Linked DNA regions of Homo sapiens: all the other regions are linked to region 1. Evidence: read pairs that join two places in POLR2A ChIA-PET (ENCODE). Cell type or tissue: K562. All regions are shown on one strand. Region 1 has its middle 52 kb from the start of MIR650. Region 2 holds the start of LL22NC03-102D1.18 (a long non-coding RNA gene). Region 3 has its middle 22 kb from the start of GGTLC2.

Region 1 (5,000 bases):
TTGCCACTGAGGCCTCAGGTGTCCGTCCACACAGGGAGCTCTGGAGCTGGGAGGCCCTTCATTCAGTGGCATCTTACATTAAGGCAGGGACTTGAGATCTTGGTTGATTAAACCAAAACCATCTGAGAAAGGACATAAACTTGAGGAAGCTTTCTGCAACCAACAGCGCTTCCCATTGTGGGCACAGCTCTGAGCTGCTGGGCTTCTCAGCAGTGCTAGGTGGGTCACATTGAAGAGGGGACCTGGGCAGACTTCACAGTGTCCCCTCCTCTGGTTTGGTCTGTTGGGAATCACAGACTGCCACACAGCCTGGGGGCCAGGACCTCAGCAGGGTTGGTTCTGGGGACTGAGCCAGATAGCTGGTCTAAGGACTGGCCTCATCCCCACCCCATTACCATCCAGGGGTAAGACAGAGGACAGAGGTTGCTTCTGTCTGTCTTTCCACCCAGGCCCTCATTCTCTAACTCACACGACAGCCCCAAGTCATTAGATGATTCTGGTCCTTCCAGGCCATGTGTATGCCTGATGTATGCTCTATAGAGACTCCTGGAGGGGGCTGGAGGGAAGGGCGGCCTGGGAGGCTCAGATCCAGGTGAACTGGACCAGATTCACTCATGGCTCTATCCATAGGCCTCCCGGGGCTGGAGCAAGAGGGTGACCGAGGCTGGGAGGGTGTTTTTGTCTCACTTCCCCATCTGCCTGTGTCACCGTGGGATGATCACTACTACTGTCCCACACCTGACAGTAATAGTCAGCCTCATCCCCAGCCTCGATCCTGCTGATGGTTAGGGTGGCGGTGTTCCCTGGGTTGGAGCCAGAGAATCGCTCAGGGATCCCTGAGGGCCGGTTGCTATCGCTATAGATGACCAGCACAGGGTCCTGGCCTGGCTTTTGCTGGTACCAGTGCACAGCTTTACTTCCAATGTTGTTTCCCCCACAGGTGATCCTGGCCATCTGTGCTGTGGCCACTGACACTGAGTGTGGCTGAGTCAGCTCATAGGAGGTCGCAGAGCCTGCAAAGATTAAAAAAAAAAAAAAAGGAGAGGATGGCTTTTAGGTAAAAGATCCGTATGAAATCCCCTGCCCTGCTGTCCTGGAAAAGCTTCAGAGAGTCTGTGAACCCTCAGGGTATCCCCTGCAATCAGCCCTAGCCCCAGTGGCCCATGGACTTTCCCTCTGCATGGAGCCTTTGAACTGAAAACCCAGTACTCTCTCCTGGCAGGTGCAGCCCCTCAGGCTCTCACAAGCCTCTGAGCAGAGTTTGAGGGGACTTCAGCTCCGCCAGTCCCTCACCCTGCAGCAGGGTCATGAGCATCCTGCCCACCACAGGCAGGGCCCTCCTGAGCTCATAGTCATGGCCACACTGGACCCAGAGCCCTGGGGATGGGCAGGTTGGTGATACCCTGGGCAGAGCACCTGTGCAGTGAGCGAGGAGGCTGAGGAGGAGAGGGGTCCAGGCCATGGCTGAGGCACTGCTGATGCTGCTTCCTGAGGCCCAGGCTAGGCAGGTTCCTCCCAGACCTCTCTTATCCCCTTGCTGGAGAGAACAGCCCATGATGCAAACCAGCAGAGTCAGGGGTTGCTGCTGGAGGAGCTTTGTGGTTTCCAGAGAAGGGCTCAGTCCCAAGGGACACAGAGAGAGAGAGAAAAGGGGTGACCACTGCTTGCCCACCCCCTCAGCCCATGGGATTCTCCTCCACCCACTGGTCCCATGGTCTGAGTTCACATCTTTACCCAGATTGTGCCCACTTTTGCCCCTGGGCTGAGTTGGTCATGGAAAAACTCAGAGCTGAGTTTCTCTGTATTTTCTAGGGGATATAAAGTCCTTCCTATGGGATAGTGGTTGGCCCTGTTCAAGAGGTTACCAGAGTCACAGTGGTGATGGGGGAATTATCTGGGGTCCACAGTCCCCTCCTCCATTCCATCCTGGCTCAGGAGGGAGGTGGTTAACTTTCTTCTGCTTCTCTAGAAATGTCCTGGTCATAAATATTTTATGTCAGACATGAGATGTTTGGTATAGGCCTAAATTCATTTTGAAGACACAATCCAGAACCCAATGCAGGGACCTTTTACTTCCCACTCTACAGGGGACAGCACAAGCCTTGCACCAGTACAGGCCCCACCCCAGGGCACAGCCCCTCAGTGCTAGAGGAGAATGCAATTCTTGGTTGCCAAGTGCACACAGAGTTTTGGAAGATCCATGGGATGTGATAAGTTTCTACTTGGCTGTGAGTTCTAATGCCAGGTCATAGGTGCTGTGCCTCAGTATCCCCAGGGTGCTGTCAGGGCCAGGGACACATCAGGAGGTGAAGGAAATGTTGGCTTTGTGAGAGAATGAGAGGGGGCTGCAAACTCCAAGACCCTGGAGGTGAATGTTTATTATAACTAAGTTGTCTTCACTTGCTGGGAAAATATATCAATGGATAAAAACTTAAGTCAACAAAAGATTAAGGAGCAAGTATTTTGTGCCTCATAAGGAAATCAAGAGCTGTGATTTGGCAGGTTCCCCAGGACAGTGTTGGGAAAGACTGGGGACAGTGGACGTGGAGGAGTGGCCAGGGAAGGAGAAGCCCCTGTGTCTGCAGGACGAGCTACCAGAGAAAAGGGCAGGGAGGTGGGACACGCGTGACTACAGAATGGAATGGCATGTGTGACAGTGAGATGGGGGCCAGGGCAATGAGAAGAGGCAAATTGTCTGAATCTGTATCAGAAAAATAAGCACCATTTCCAAGAGTCAAATCTGAGAGACAGGAGGTCAGAAGAATTTAAACATCAGTGTCAATGACAAATATTCTAAGAAAAGAGGAACCTCTTTCCCTCCAGGTCTCAGGTCATGGTCACTGACCCTCCCTGCATGTCAGCATCTCCCTGATGCCCAGCTCCACCCCCTTTCCAGGGATTTTTGCCAGGTTACTCTCTGCTGCCCCCAGGTGGCCACTCTACACTGTCAGCTGGAGGCTCAGGGGCCTCCTGGGTTCAGGTGTAGCTTCAGAATCTGCTGCTCAGGTCCCTGATTCCTTGATTCATGGACTGTTGACTTCAGAGAAGAAATTTCTCTTCTGTTTGTGGCCCCTTCCTGCCTCAAACCTGGGCACGAGGTGCTCAGATTCCTGATGGAAATACAAACACTCACATGTGGAGAAGGAGGTGACAGTGCCCTCCTGAGGCTCCCTGCACGTCTGTGTGGTGGGTGGTCTTGAAGGGGGACTGGAGCTTGGTACTGAGAGATGCAGGACTCAGGGGTGGCTTTGATTGGTTCTGGATACAAATACAGGGCCAATGTGCACTGGTGGTGACTCCTGCAATACAACAGAGACAGAAGCTCATTCACCCAACAAATATTCACCCTGACCCACTCTGTCCTGGCAAGAATGCATTTTAGGAATTCAGCATGAGGAAGACACAGTCCTTGCTCTGAGGAGTTTCCTGTCCTGTTGCTGGATCAGTGCAGTAGGCAGATTGGGTTTACAGACCCAGCAGATACTCCCTACCACCTTCTACTTGTGTGTCATCCCCTCTATTCACTTGAAAGTCAGGCAAATTTCCAGTTTCTTCTAGCCAGCAGTGACCATGTAGCCCAGCGTTGGTCCATAGGATGTAAGAGTCAGATGGCTGAGATTCTTCTCAGGAAACTTTTCCTCTTATGAAGGAAGGACTAGATTGGGTTTGTGCTTTGCTTTTTCTCTTGAACTTGGGTGTGATAGCTGGAGCTGCAGCAGCCATGCTGAGGTCTTACATCAACAACAATGAAAACAAAGTCAACATCTCATTGAAAGGGAATGGAGAGGTAGAAATATTTGAGCTTCCTATGGAACTGGAGAGCATCTGGAAAACAACCACCAAGCACGTGCAGACTTATTTTTGTGGAAGAAAATTGGAAGCTCCCTGGTTCCTGCCACATGTGTTCTTGTAGTGAAAAAGCATTTCTGACTGATAATGCAATGATTAATAGAAATAAATCAGTCAAAAGATAACGATAGAAAAAACAAATGTGTAATTGTAAGCTCTATGCAGCTAATCATTGAAAGTTCTGACAGAAGCTGACTGGCTGGCTGCTGTAGCTTCAGTGATTGGAGAAGGCCTCCCTGAAGAAGAGTCTGTGGAGTTCCTTTGAGGAAGGAGTGAAGAGACAAGTGATGGAAGCGTGTGCAGGGAGCTGTGTCTGTGCCCTGCGGAGAAGGGTCTTGGGTGTGTGAGGATCTGAAAGGACAGTGGGAAGCCTGAAGGGGATCTGGGATGTAAACCAGTTCAGGTCAGATGTGACATTTGCCCATAAGTGAAGAATTTGGGGACAGGCAGGATGTGTAGTGTGTGAAATTCACAGGTAATAAATTAGGTGATCTGGGGCAGCATAGCAAACAAAATCACTCTTGACCTCCAGGAAGATGCTACTGTGTGGGGACAGGTGTGGCTTGCAGTAGCCCTACTGCGTGGAAACAGTCCTGCTGCCAACAGTGAACACTGACATCCTGGGGGCTACTTTTTACAAAATTCTTCACAAGTCTTGTCAAAGGATCCTGGTTTAGAAATGCTGGCTGGAGACAGTTGACAATCAAATATGAGCATGAGAAATTTGAGTATTCTTCCCAGCAACAAATTAGCAGATTCAACAGACATTCCTGCAACACTGGAAATGTGTGACCTTGGACCAGACAGGATATCATTGTTAATTAGAGAAGAGAGAGAGAGAGAAAGTTGAGTTGTAGCATATAGAACAGAGAAAGTGGTGCTTAGTACACAATTCTTTGACCAGGTTCCAGCCCTTCCCTAGTTCACCTGGCCCTACGGACACTCAGCGAGTGGTTCCTGGTCCCTCCCCTCTACCCGATGCCAACCATGCAGCCCTGTGGGGACCTAGCCTGCTGCCTGTGTGTCTGGTCCTTAGCCAGCTTTCTGGGGCCCCATGTGGGTGACCCAGCACTGCTTTCCCTGAAGTTCTAGAGAATTGCTGACCCAGGAGCAGATAATTCAGGGAGTGCACTTGACAAGGAAAGGAAGGG
Region 2 (5,000 bases), 60 kb after region 1:
TCTCAGCAGTGCCAGGTGGGTCACATTGAGGAGGGGATCTGGGCAGACTTCACAGTGTCCATTCCTCTGGTTTGCTCTGTTGGGAATCACAGGCTGCCACACAGCCTGGGGGCCAGGACCTCAGCAGAACTGGGCAGTAGTTCTGGGGCCTGATCCAGACAGTTGGTCTAAGGACTTGCCCTGTCCCCACCATATGACCATCCAGGGGTAGGACAGTGGACAGAGGTTGCCTCTGTCTGTCTTTCCACCCAAGCCTTCATTCTCTAACTCACACAACAGCCCCAAGTCACCAGATGATTCTGGCCCTTCCAGGCCATATTTATGCCTGATGTATCTTCTGTAGAGACTCCTGGAGGGGGCTGGAGGGAAGGGCAACCTGAAAGGCTCAGATCCAGGTGAACTGGGCCAGATTCACTCATGGCTTTATCAACAGGCTTCCCGGGGCTGGAGCAAGAGGGTGACCGAGGCTGGGAGGGTGTTTTTGTCTCACTTCCTCATCTGCCTGTGTCACCGTGGGATGATCACTACTACTATCCCACACCTGACAGTAATAGTCGGCCTCATCCCCGGCTTCGACCCTGCTGATGGTCAGGGTGGCCGTGTTCCCAGAGTTGGAGCCAGAGAATCGCTCAGGGATCCCTGAGGGCCGGTCGCTATCATCATAGACGACCAGCACAGGGGCCTGGCCTGGCTTCTGCTGGTACCAGTGCACACTTTTACTTCCAATGTTGTTTCCCCCACAGGTAATCCTGGCCGTCTGTCCTGGGGCCACTGACACCGAGGGTGGCTGAGTCAGCACATAGGAGGTCACAGAGCCTGCAAAGATAAAAATAAATAAATAAATAAATAAATAAATAAATAAATAAATAAGAGAGAGGTTGGCTTGCAGGTGAAAGATGCTTCTTATGAAATCCCTTGCCCTGCTGTCCCAGACAAGCTCCAGAGAGTCTGTGAACCCTCAGGGTATCCCCTGCAATCAGCCCCAGCCCCAGTGGCCCATGACTTTCCTGTTGTATGGAGACTTTGAACTGAAAACTCACTACTCTCTCCTGGCAGGTGCAGTCCCTCAGGCTCTCACAAGCCTTTGAGCACAGTTTGGGGGGAGTTCAGCCCCACCAGCCTCCCACCCTGCAGCAGGGTCATGAGCATCCTGCCCACCACAGGAAGGGCCCTCCTGAGCTCAGAATCAAGGACACGCTGGACCCAGAACCCTTGGGCTGGGCAGGTTGGTGAGACCCTGGGGGGATCACCTGTGCAGTGAGAGAGGAGGCCGAGGAGGAGAACGGTCCAGGCCATGGCTGAGGCACCACCAGTGCTGCTTCCTTAGGCCCAGACTGAGCAGGTTCCTCCCAGGCCTCTCTTATCCCCTTGCTGGAGAGAGCGGCCCATGATGCAAATCAGCAGAGTCAGAGGCTGCTGCTGGAGGAGATCTGTGGTTTCCAGAGAAGGACTCAGCCCCAAAGGAAACAGAGAGAGGAGGGCTGGCCCCTGCTTACCCACCCCCTCAGCCCATGCGATTTTCCTTCACCCACTGGTCCCATGGTCTGGGCTCACATCTTTACCCAGGTTGTGCCCAGCCTTGCTCCTTGGCTGGGTTGGTCGTGGAAAAGCTCAGAGCTGACTTCCTCTGTATTTTCTAGGGGATATAAAGACCTTCCTATGGGATAGATGTTGGCCGTGATTTAAGAGGTTGTTAGAGTCACAGTGGTGACAGGGGAATTATCTGGGGTCCACAGTCCCCTCCTTCATTCCATCCTGGCTCAGAAGGGAGGTGGTTAGCTTTTTTCTGCTTCTCTAGTAATGTCCTGATTGTAAATATTTTATGTCAGACATGAGATGTCTGGTACAGGCCTAAATCCATTTAAAGTCACATGCCAGAGCCCAATGCAGGGACCCTCTTCATTCTCACTCATGTCCAAGACGGGTCCCCAAGAGCCCAATGCAGGGACGCTTCTCATCTCCCACAGGGGACGGCACAAGCCTTGGACAGGTACAGGCCCCATTCCAGGGCACAGCTCCTCTGTGCTAGAGGAGAATGCAATTCTTGGTTGCCAAGGGCACATAGAATTTTGGAAGATCCATGGGATGCGGTAAGTTTCTACCTTGGCTGCGAGTTCTAGTGTCAGGTCATGGGTGCTGTGCCTCAGTATCACCAGGGTGCTGTCAGGACCAGGGACAGATCAGGAGGTGAAGGAAATGTTTGCTTCATGAGAAAATGAGAGGGGGCTGCAAACTCCAAGACCCAGGAAGTAAGTGTTTATTATAACTAAGTTGTCTTCTGTTGCTGGGAAAATGTAACAATGGATAAAAACTTAAGTCAACAAAAGATTAATGAGTAAGTATTGTGTGTCTCATAAGGAAATCAAGAACTACGAATTGGCAGGTTCCCCAGAACAGAGTCAGGAAAGACCGGGGACAGTGGACGTTGAGGGGTGGCCAGGGAAGGAGAAGTGGCTGTGTCTGCAGGACAGGGGCTCCCAGAGCAAAGGCAGGGAGGTGGGACACGTCTGACTACAGGATGGGATGGCATGTGTGACAGTGAGATGGGGGCCAGGTCGATGGGAAGAGGCAAAGTGCCTGAATGTGTGTCAGAAAAATAAGGATCATCTCCAAGAGTCAGATCTGAGAACCAGGAAGCCAGAAGAATGTAAACATCGGTGTCAAGGACAAATACTCTAAGAAAAGAAGAACCTCTTTCCCTCCAGATCTCAGGTCATGGTCACCGACCCTCCCTGCATGTGGGCATCTCCCTGATGCCCAGGCCCACCCCATCTCCAGGTGCTTCTGCCAGGTTACTCTCTGCTGCCCCCTGGTGGCCACTCTACGCGGGCTGCTGGAGGCTCAGGGGCCTCCTGGGTCCAGGTGTTGCTTCAGAATCTGCTGCTCAAGTCCCTGATCCCTTCGTTCATGGACTGCTGACCTCAGGGAAGAAACTCCTCTTCTCTGTGTGGCCCCTTCCTGCCTCAAGACCCGGCACAAGGTGCTCAAGATTCCTGATGGAAATACAAACACTCCATGTAGTAGAGGAGGTTTCAGGTTCTTCCTCAGGCTCCCTGCACGTCTGTCTCTCTGTGTGGTGGGTGGTCCTGAAGGGGGACTGGGGCTTGGTACTGAGGGATGCAGGACTCACAGGTGGCTTTGACTGGTTCTGGATACAAATACAGGGCCAGCGTACCTTCGTAGTGACTCCTGCAATAAAACAGAGACAGAAGCTCATTCACCCAACATATATCCACCCTGGCCCACTCTATCCTGGCAAGACTGCTTTTCAGGAGCTCAGCATGAGGAAAACACAGTCCTTGCTCTGAGGAGTTTCCTGTCCTATTCCTGGGTCAGTGCATGGGTCCACACCAGGTCCCAGACCCTCCCTAGTTCACCTGGCCCTGAAGACACTCAGGGGAGTTGGTCCTGGTCACTCCCCTCTACCTGATGCCCACCAGGCAGCACTGTAGGGACCCACCCTGCTGCCTGTGTATCTGGCCCTGGGCCAGCTTTCTGGGTCCCCATTGGGTCACCCAGCACTGCTTTCCCTGAAGTTCCAGAGCTTTCCTGACCCAGGAGCAGAGAATTCAGGGAGTGCACTTGACAAGGAAAGGAAGGGCCTGTGACAGGGAGTGACAATCTTAAGGCCACTGGGGAAGGAAGAAAGAAGAGCAGGACCAGGGAAGTCCTAGACCCATAATGATGAGCTCTTCTGAGTGTCCTGGAACCCGCCTGGACTTGGGGAGGGGACGTGGGAAAATCCTGAGTCAAATTTTTGAGGCCCTGATGCCAACAGCTTCCCCTCGTCAGTTCCTCCAGCTGCCTGTGGGGAGCGCTGCTCTACCTGGACATGGAGCCAGTCAGGACCTGGGAGGGCAGCCAGCTCCCTGCACTCATTGGCTGATTAGAAGACTCAAAGTACAGTACTCCAGGTTTCAATCAAACATAGGCCTTTTAATGATCCTTTAAGCTGACAAATTTTTAATATAATGTTTAAGGATTAGGGATCCCCCTATAAAAATGATCTATCTATGTTAATATTTCATTAGCTCAATAAATGAGTTGTCGATATATTAATACTATAGCATTTCTCAGTGCTTTTTTGAGCAGAGTATCATTTTCTTTTCTGTTTTTCCCATTTCCATGAGGTATGGGCCCAAATACAAGCCACGAGCATTGATATGAGAAGCCTCTGCTTTTCCTGTTCAATACGTCCCACACCTGACATGCTTACCTTATGCCAGTGTCCTAAAGGGAATCACGAAAAGCATCGGCTGAAGCAATAGGCAGAGAAATGTCACCTATGGTATGATTTTACCCAAGAGCCACACAAGGTATTTTCTCATGGAGCAAATAGATGATGCTCACACACAGGTGACCCTGCACAGGTGTGACTGAGTCATTCTGGGTCAGATGTGAGCTGAGCATGTTTCCTTCCCACTGACCAAGGTGGCTTCTGCCCTGCTCACCCCTGGGAGAAGCTCCCTCTTTGCTCCTGGTTCTTCATGCTGGGAAGATGCTCTTTTTTTGGGAAAGCAGAGCTGAGGCTGTCACGGCAGAATGAGGGGACCTTGTCTATGGGCTTTGAAATTCCTGGACTCACAGGTCCTAATTCTTCTCTGGATGCAAAATTATCAGGCAGCAGAATAACAGAGTAAGGGCCCCTTACCAGCCCCAGGCTGTGCTGAAAATGGTTTCCTAGTGCAGATCTCCCAGGCGGTCTCCAGGAGCCTGAGACTGGCTGAGTCAGTCCTCACTGAGGCCCAAGCAGCAGGGAAATGTGTGAACCTTCCCTCTTCTGTCGTGGTTCATCCAAAGATTTAGTTTTCTTTGAAATCCCAACATCCTGTCACTTGAAATTCTGAGCCTTGCACAGACGTGTTCACTGCTTCAAGTGGTGGAAAGTCTCCAGATGGACGAGTTCCTGCATCCGTCTGCACTTTCAAAAGTCTCTAATTTAGAGCTCAGCCATGTTTGTAGAGCAGAAGCTCCAATAAAGTAGGTGTGTAAGAGTGTGT
Region 3 (5,000 bases), 100 kb after region 1:
GCACCTGAACCACACTGTGAAGGGGGAACATCACTGGGAGAGCAGTTCTCTGCAGCTCAGTGGCATTTTCCAGTGGGGAACAGCTGTGACAAGTCACGGTCTCCCACACAGCCTTGTTTGGATGCTGGATGCATGAGTCCTGAAAATGGCACCTAGATGGAGACACTGCAATGGGCACTGGCCATGATTCTTCAGATCAGGATACCATGAGAGTGGGGGCTGGAGCATCTCAATAATACACGGGGAACTCAGAGGAATAACCCAGGGCATTTGGGCCACAGAGTAGTGGCACTGCCCTAGGTTCAGTCACCACACAAGGAAATACTGGGACCATCACCACTCAATAGATGTCTCCCACTGACTGTACTTCCATTCAAGTCATTTTTCCCCAAGTCACACTCCAGCCCAGAAAACACCAGGACCTACTGGACCTGCCAACCCCGAATTTATTATTGATCCACCTTCTGTAGGGCCTCCGTAGAGATCTGGAAGGAAGGAGGCCTCAGAGTCTCTGATCTGGGTGTACTGGGCCAGACCTGTTCGTGGCTTTGTCCACAGTCCTCCTGGGGCTGGAGGAAGAAGGTGACACAGATGGCAAGGGGTTTGTGTCTCATTTCTCCATCTGCCTGTGTCACTGTGAGATTGTTGTCAGCCGCAGAGTAACAGTAATAGTCAGCCTCATCCTCAACCTGGGCCCCGCTGATGGTCAAGGTGACTGTGGTCCCTGAGCTGGAGCCGGAGAATCGCTCAGGGATCCCTGAGGGCCGCTCACTGTCTTTATAAATCACCAGCACAGGGGCCTGGCCTGGCTTCTGCTGGAACCACCGAGCATATTTTTTTGCCAGTACATCTCCTGAGCAGGTGATCCTGGCTGTCTGTCCCGGAGACACTGACACTGAGGATGGCTGTGTCAGCTCATAGGAGGCCACAGAGACTGCAAGAAAAGACAGGAGAGGGGGCTTGAGGACAAAGGACGCATTGCCAGGAATCCCCCCCAGAGGCAGTGGCAGGGCTTTGCTCAGGATTCAGGTCAGGCTCAACTTGGGGTCTGTGGAGACTGAGCCTAGGGGCAGCACCTGTGCAGAGAATGAGGAGGGGGAGCAGGAGAGGGATCCAGGCCATGGTGAGACATTCAGAGCTCTGCCTCCTGAGCCTACAGCACAGCTGGGCTCCCCAGGCCTCTCTTATTCCCTCTCCAGCTTTTGGGGGCAGTCAGTGTTTGGCGTTTATGCAAATTTACATCCTCTGCGACTCCTCCTGGAGAGATGTCACTCAAACCAGCTGTGAGGGCAGCACAGGCAACAGGAGGAAGAAGCAGGGTCTCAGATTAGAAAATCAGCTGCAGCCTTCAAGCCCTGTGATCACAGTCACCTTTCTGGGAATTAATCTCATGACCACTGTCCCAAACCTCGCTGACCTGGGGTCTGTCCTGGGCCAGGCTCAGCAGAGCTGTGGACCTTCCAGGAGGTTGGCCATGGGCTGAGCTGGGCTCTGCGGAGAGATCTTGCTGACACCTGACTCAGCAGCAGGTGGCCCAGGGACCCATGATCTTCCTCCCCCTGGTCCCTCAGACTCAGTCCCCTCTTGTTCATTTCATCTAAATGCTGTGCTGTGTCATTGGGACACTTGCTGATTATTCAGTGGGAATAGTTGGGTCATTTAAGCAACCACACACCCCTGTGGAGTCAACAGGGCCTCTGGTCTCATTTCAGCCATGGTGCTGCTCCTGCTACATCACCCCTCATTGCCACAAGAGATTAGCAATTGGCACCCTCAGCTCGTCTGTTATTTATGTATGTTTTTCTCATCAATGTTTTATGTAAACTTGCAAAAAGCAGGAGAAAACCACACTGGACTGAAAATCTAACTTCAGGCCCCATGGTCTCTGAAGGGGTCCCAGGGTCATGGTCTCTGCACAGCATGTGAGCTCCAGAGGGTGGGTGGTCCCTGGTTGCCCCAGCCAGGTTCCTGGTCACTCCAGTCAGATCCCTGGTCAGTGTCCTGTCACTGAGTGTGGACAGCCCCATGGTCAGAGCTGAGGCAGGTGAGAAGCCCTGTCCCTCTGAAGAGTGTCTCCTTAAGGATGCTGGGGATGCCCCATGAAGGGATCAGGATCCCAAATGCTTCACCCCACCCACCCGAGACTCCCCTGAGCACAGGAGTTTCCCCCTGAGTCAGAGTCCGCCTGGAGCTGGAAGGTGAGGCAGAAGGAAGTGAGGTATGGTGTATCTGGAAGTGCCCAGGACAGAGGGCTCAGCTCCCCAGGTTGCTGCTGGACTGAGAGGGACAAGGCCCTGAGAGTGGCAGGAGGCTCAGACAGCCATCCTGGGTGAAGAACCCGGGCCCTGGGAGCCCCGTCACCTCACGCTGTGCCCCCTCCTAGAGCACCTCAACCTTGGGATGTCTCCAAAGAAATCCCCTTCCTGAGTAAGCTGCCCCAGTTGACACCTGGTCCCAGCCTCCTCCAGCTGCATTTCCCAGGTGAGGCCTTCACTGTGCCGGGCTTCTGTCAGTGTCCTGGGGTGACACTGTATGAGTCTGACCCTCAGAGAATGGTCACTGCAGCCTGAGGGGATAGGATGAACTGCACTCACTTTCAGTCTGAAGACTGATTCTTGGACACCTGTTGAACGCCAGGCTGGCCTTCTCTTTGCCCCAGCTGGGCAGCCCCAGCCTTAATCCTGACTGCTCCTGGCTGCAGCTCTGCTGCCCCCAGCTGGTGGAGGAGACTCAGCCCAGGAGCTTTTTTCTTCCACGTGCCTCCACAGCACCTGTCACCTCAGAAGTTGAGGACCAGACAGTCCAGCCCCATTCTGTGCAGGGTGACCCAATCTGCCCTGCCCAGCCCAGCACAGAGAGTTCGCACACGCAGGGTAGGAAGTTGGGGCTATAGAAGTGTCTCAGGGTTGAAATGCCCTCCTCTAGTGGTTTTGTTCAGTCCGGACTAATTAGAGTGAGTCAACTGAAGCTCTTCTGCAAAGCTTTCAAAGTCCAGAGAGATGCATGTGCCATCCTACAGGGACCCAGGCTTTCTATGTACTTAGGCATCAAACTGGTGCACCTCCCACCCAATAAGAGCAGCTGTGATTCACTGTGATTTCCTGATGTTCCAGGCACTGCAGCTTAGTTGTGAGCTAACATCACCATCATCGGCACCATGAAAACATGAAATTATGTTTATCTTTATTTTATTCAACACCTCTCAGAGTTTGTACGGAGAGGATTTCTACACTAGCCTAGTCTGCCTTCCTGATGAAGCTGGGAATCTCCTGCTTATTCTCAGCTAGGGACCGCTGTTCCCACCATACAGAAAGCAAGCTCTTTTGAGCCCCTGTCTTGGAATCCCTGCAGAGAAAAGACAAGAAGTTCCACGTCTGAAACCCACTGAAGCCCATTAAATGACATCCCCTCAGCAGGCTTTAATTTACATGACTTTCATTGTTTTTCTGTCTTTTAATTTTGAATGAAGAAAAGAGCTTCCTCAGTTCAGTATAAGCCTCCTCACTTCACAGCAGGTAACACTGAGGCCAAAAGAGACTAAGTGGCTCAGGAGAACAGAGAGCAGTGGGGGCAAGTCCAGGAGCTGATCCAGGTGTCCTGAGTTCTGAACCTGGGCCCTTTCTGGTGGAGATTAACCAGGGTGGGGAAGGAGGGGGCATGAGGGTCAGGCAGGCAGCAGGGCTGTGTCCTGTGGACACACTGCCATCCCCCATCATGGCCTGCCCATCCTGAGAAGCCCATTTCAGCCTGCAGAAAGTGGGGGCTGTACCACAGGCTAGAGCTGGAGAATCTGTGGGGACTGGGGCCTGCTTTGGATGCAGGGCCTGGCCTGGCTCCTGCTGGTTCTCTCTGCACTGTTGCCTGCTCCACTGTCTCCTGAGCAGGTGGGGGACAGGTGTCTTATGGCTAACAGGTGTCTCATGACCCCACACCTTAGGTTAAAGAGATGTTGGGGCTCATTCTCAGGATCCCATCTCCTGAAGCATCACCTGGGCTGAGCTCAGGGTCAGGAATAGGCTTAGGGTCCTGTGGGGGCTTAGCCTGGGGCAGTGTCTGTGGAAAGAGTGAGGAGAGGTAGCAGGTGATGGACCAAGGCCGGGGAGAAACATCCAGGAGCTTTGTCTCTGGAACCCATAGCTGAGCCTGGCTCCCCTCATATTCCCAAAAGTTCCCACGAAAATGCTCCCTTCATCGCGCTGGACTGCAGAGAACTTGGCAGGCTTCAGTGTAGGCTTCGTGGATTTGGTTCATATGGAATTATTCTTCTTCTCATATCTCACATGGAAGTGACTGTCACTGCTTATTTGAACAATCTTGAAGGAAAGACAGGAATCCCAACAGCCCTGGTGTCAGGACACAAGTCAGGAATCTCAGGAGGGTTTTGGTCTTACTTCCTCATCACTTGGGATGTGTGGGACAGCAATAGTGATCAGTGTCACTGCTGGGATCCCAGGGAGTCTCAAAGAAGCTCACTGGCCAGACTTGGAGCCTGAGAATCAATCTTATGTCCACTGTGGAAAATGTTGCTGCTTGTATATGAACTGCAGTAATAATCAGCCTCGTCCTCAGCCTGGAGCCCAGAGATGGTCATGGAGGCCATGTTGCCAGAGCTGGGAGCCAGAGAAGTGATCAGAGACTCCAGAGAGCCTATAACTGACTTCATAAATCATGTGCCTGGGTGCTGCTGGCACCAGGAGACATAGTTATAATGCCCAACGTCACTGCTGGTTCCAGTGCAGGAGATGGTGACCGACTGTCCAGGAGACCCGGGTACTGAGTGAGGCTGAGTCAGGGCAGACTGAGCCCGAGAGCCCGGAAAAAGGAAAAAACACACTCTAGTGAGTCAGTGCTGGGCCCAGGTGAGCCTGAGGAGCAGGAGACTAAGAATCAGCCCAGAGGTCCCTGAGGCCCCTTTCCTGGAGGCATCACCTGTGCCCTGAGTGAGGAGGGTGAGGAGGAGCAGAGCCCAGGCCATGGTGGAGACGTCCCGAGAGCGCTGC

The links. Peaks named below come from ENCODE experiments on the same cell type or tissue, not always from the same donor. Only the 100,000 strongest peaks of a DNase experiment are listed, where the experiment ranks them.
Region 2: POLR2A ChIA-PET joins it to region 1 with 5 read pairs; 1 of 35 experiments calls an interaction of 5 or more read pairs at or near these places.
Region 3: POLR2A ChIA-PET joins it to region 1 with 7 read pairs; 1 of 35 experiments calls an interaction of 5 or more read pairs at or near these places.

What each region holds. Positions count from the first base shown.
Region 1 is chr22:22,768,295-22,773,294 of GRCh38, reverse strand. It overlaps IGL and IGLV3-12. Among named protein-coding and RNA genes, the nearest start is that of MIR650, 52 kb to the left of the region's middle. RefSeq lists a silencer at 2,740-2,906. In K562, CTCF peaks have their summits at 550 and 2,926 (motif pointing left); a DNase peak (open chromatin) is centred at 2,894; H3K27me3 peaks cover 1,511 bases.
Region 2 is chr22:22,708,715-22,713,714 of GRCh38, reverse strand. It overlaps LL22NC03-102D1.18 (a long non-coding RNA gene), which reads left to right and starts at 2,121. Exons shown (of 3, transcript XR_001755442.1): 1 at 2,121-2,249. It also overlaps IGL and IGLV3-21. In K562, no CTCF peak of the experiment used is centred here; DNase peaks (open chromatin) are centred at 243, 2,824, 3,404, 3,854 and 2 weaker places; H3K27me3 peaks cover 1,307 bases.
Region 3 is chr22:22,664,448-22,669,447 of GRCh38, reverse strand. It overlaps IGL, the pseudogene IGLV2-28 and IGLV3-27. Among named protein-coding and RNA genes, the nearest start is that of GGTLC2, 22 kb to the right of the region's middle. RefSeq lists a silencer at 2,404-2,583. In K562, no CTCF peak of the experiment used is centred here; a DNase peak (open chromatin) is centred at 2,717; H3K27me3 peaks cover 2,141 bases.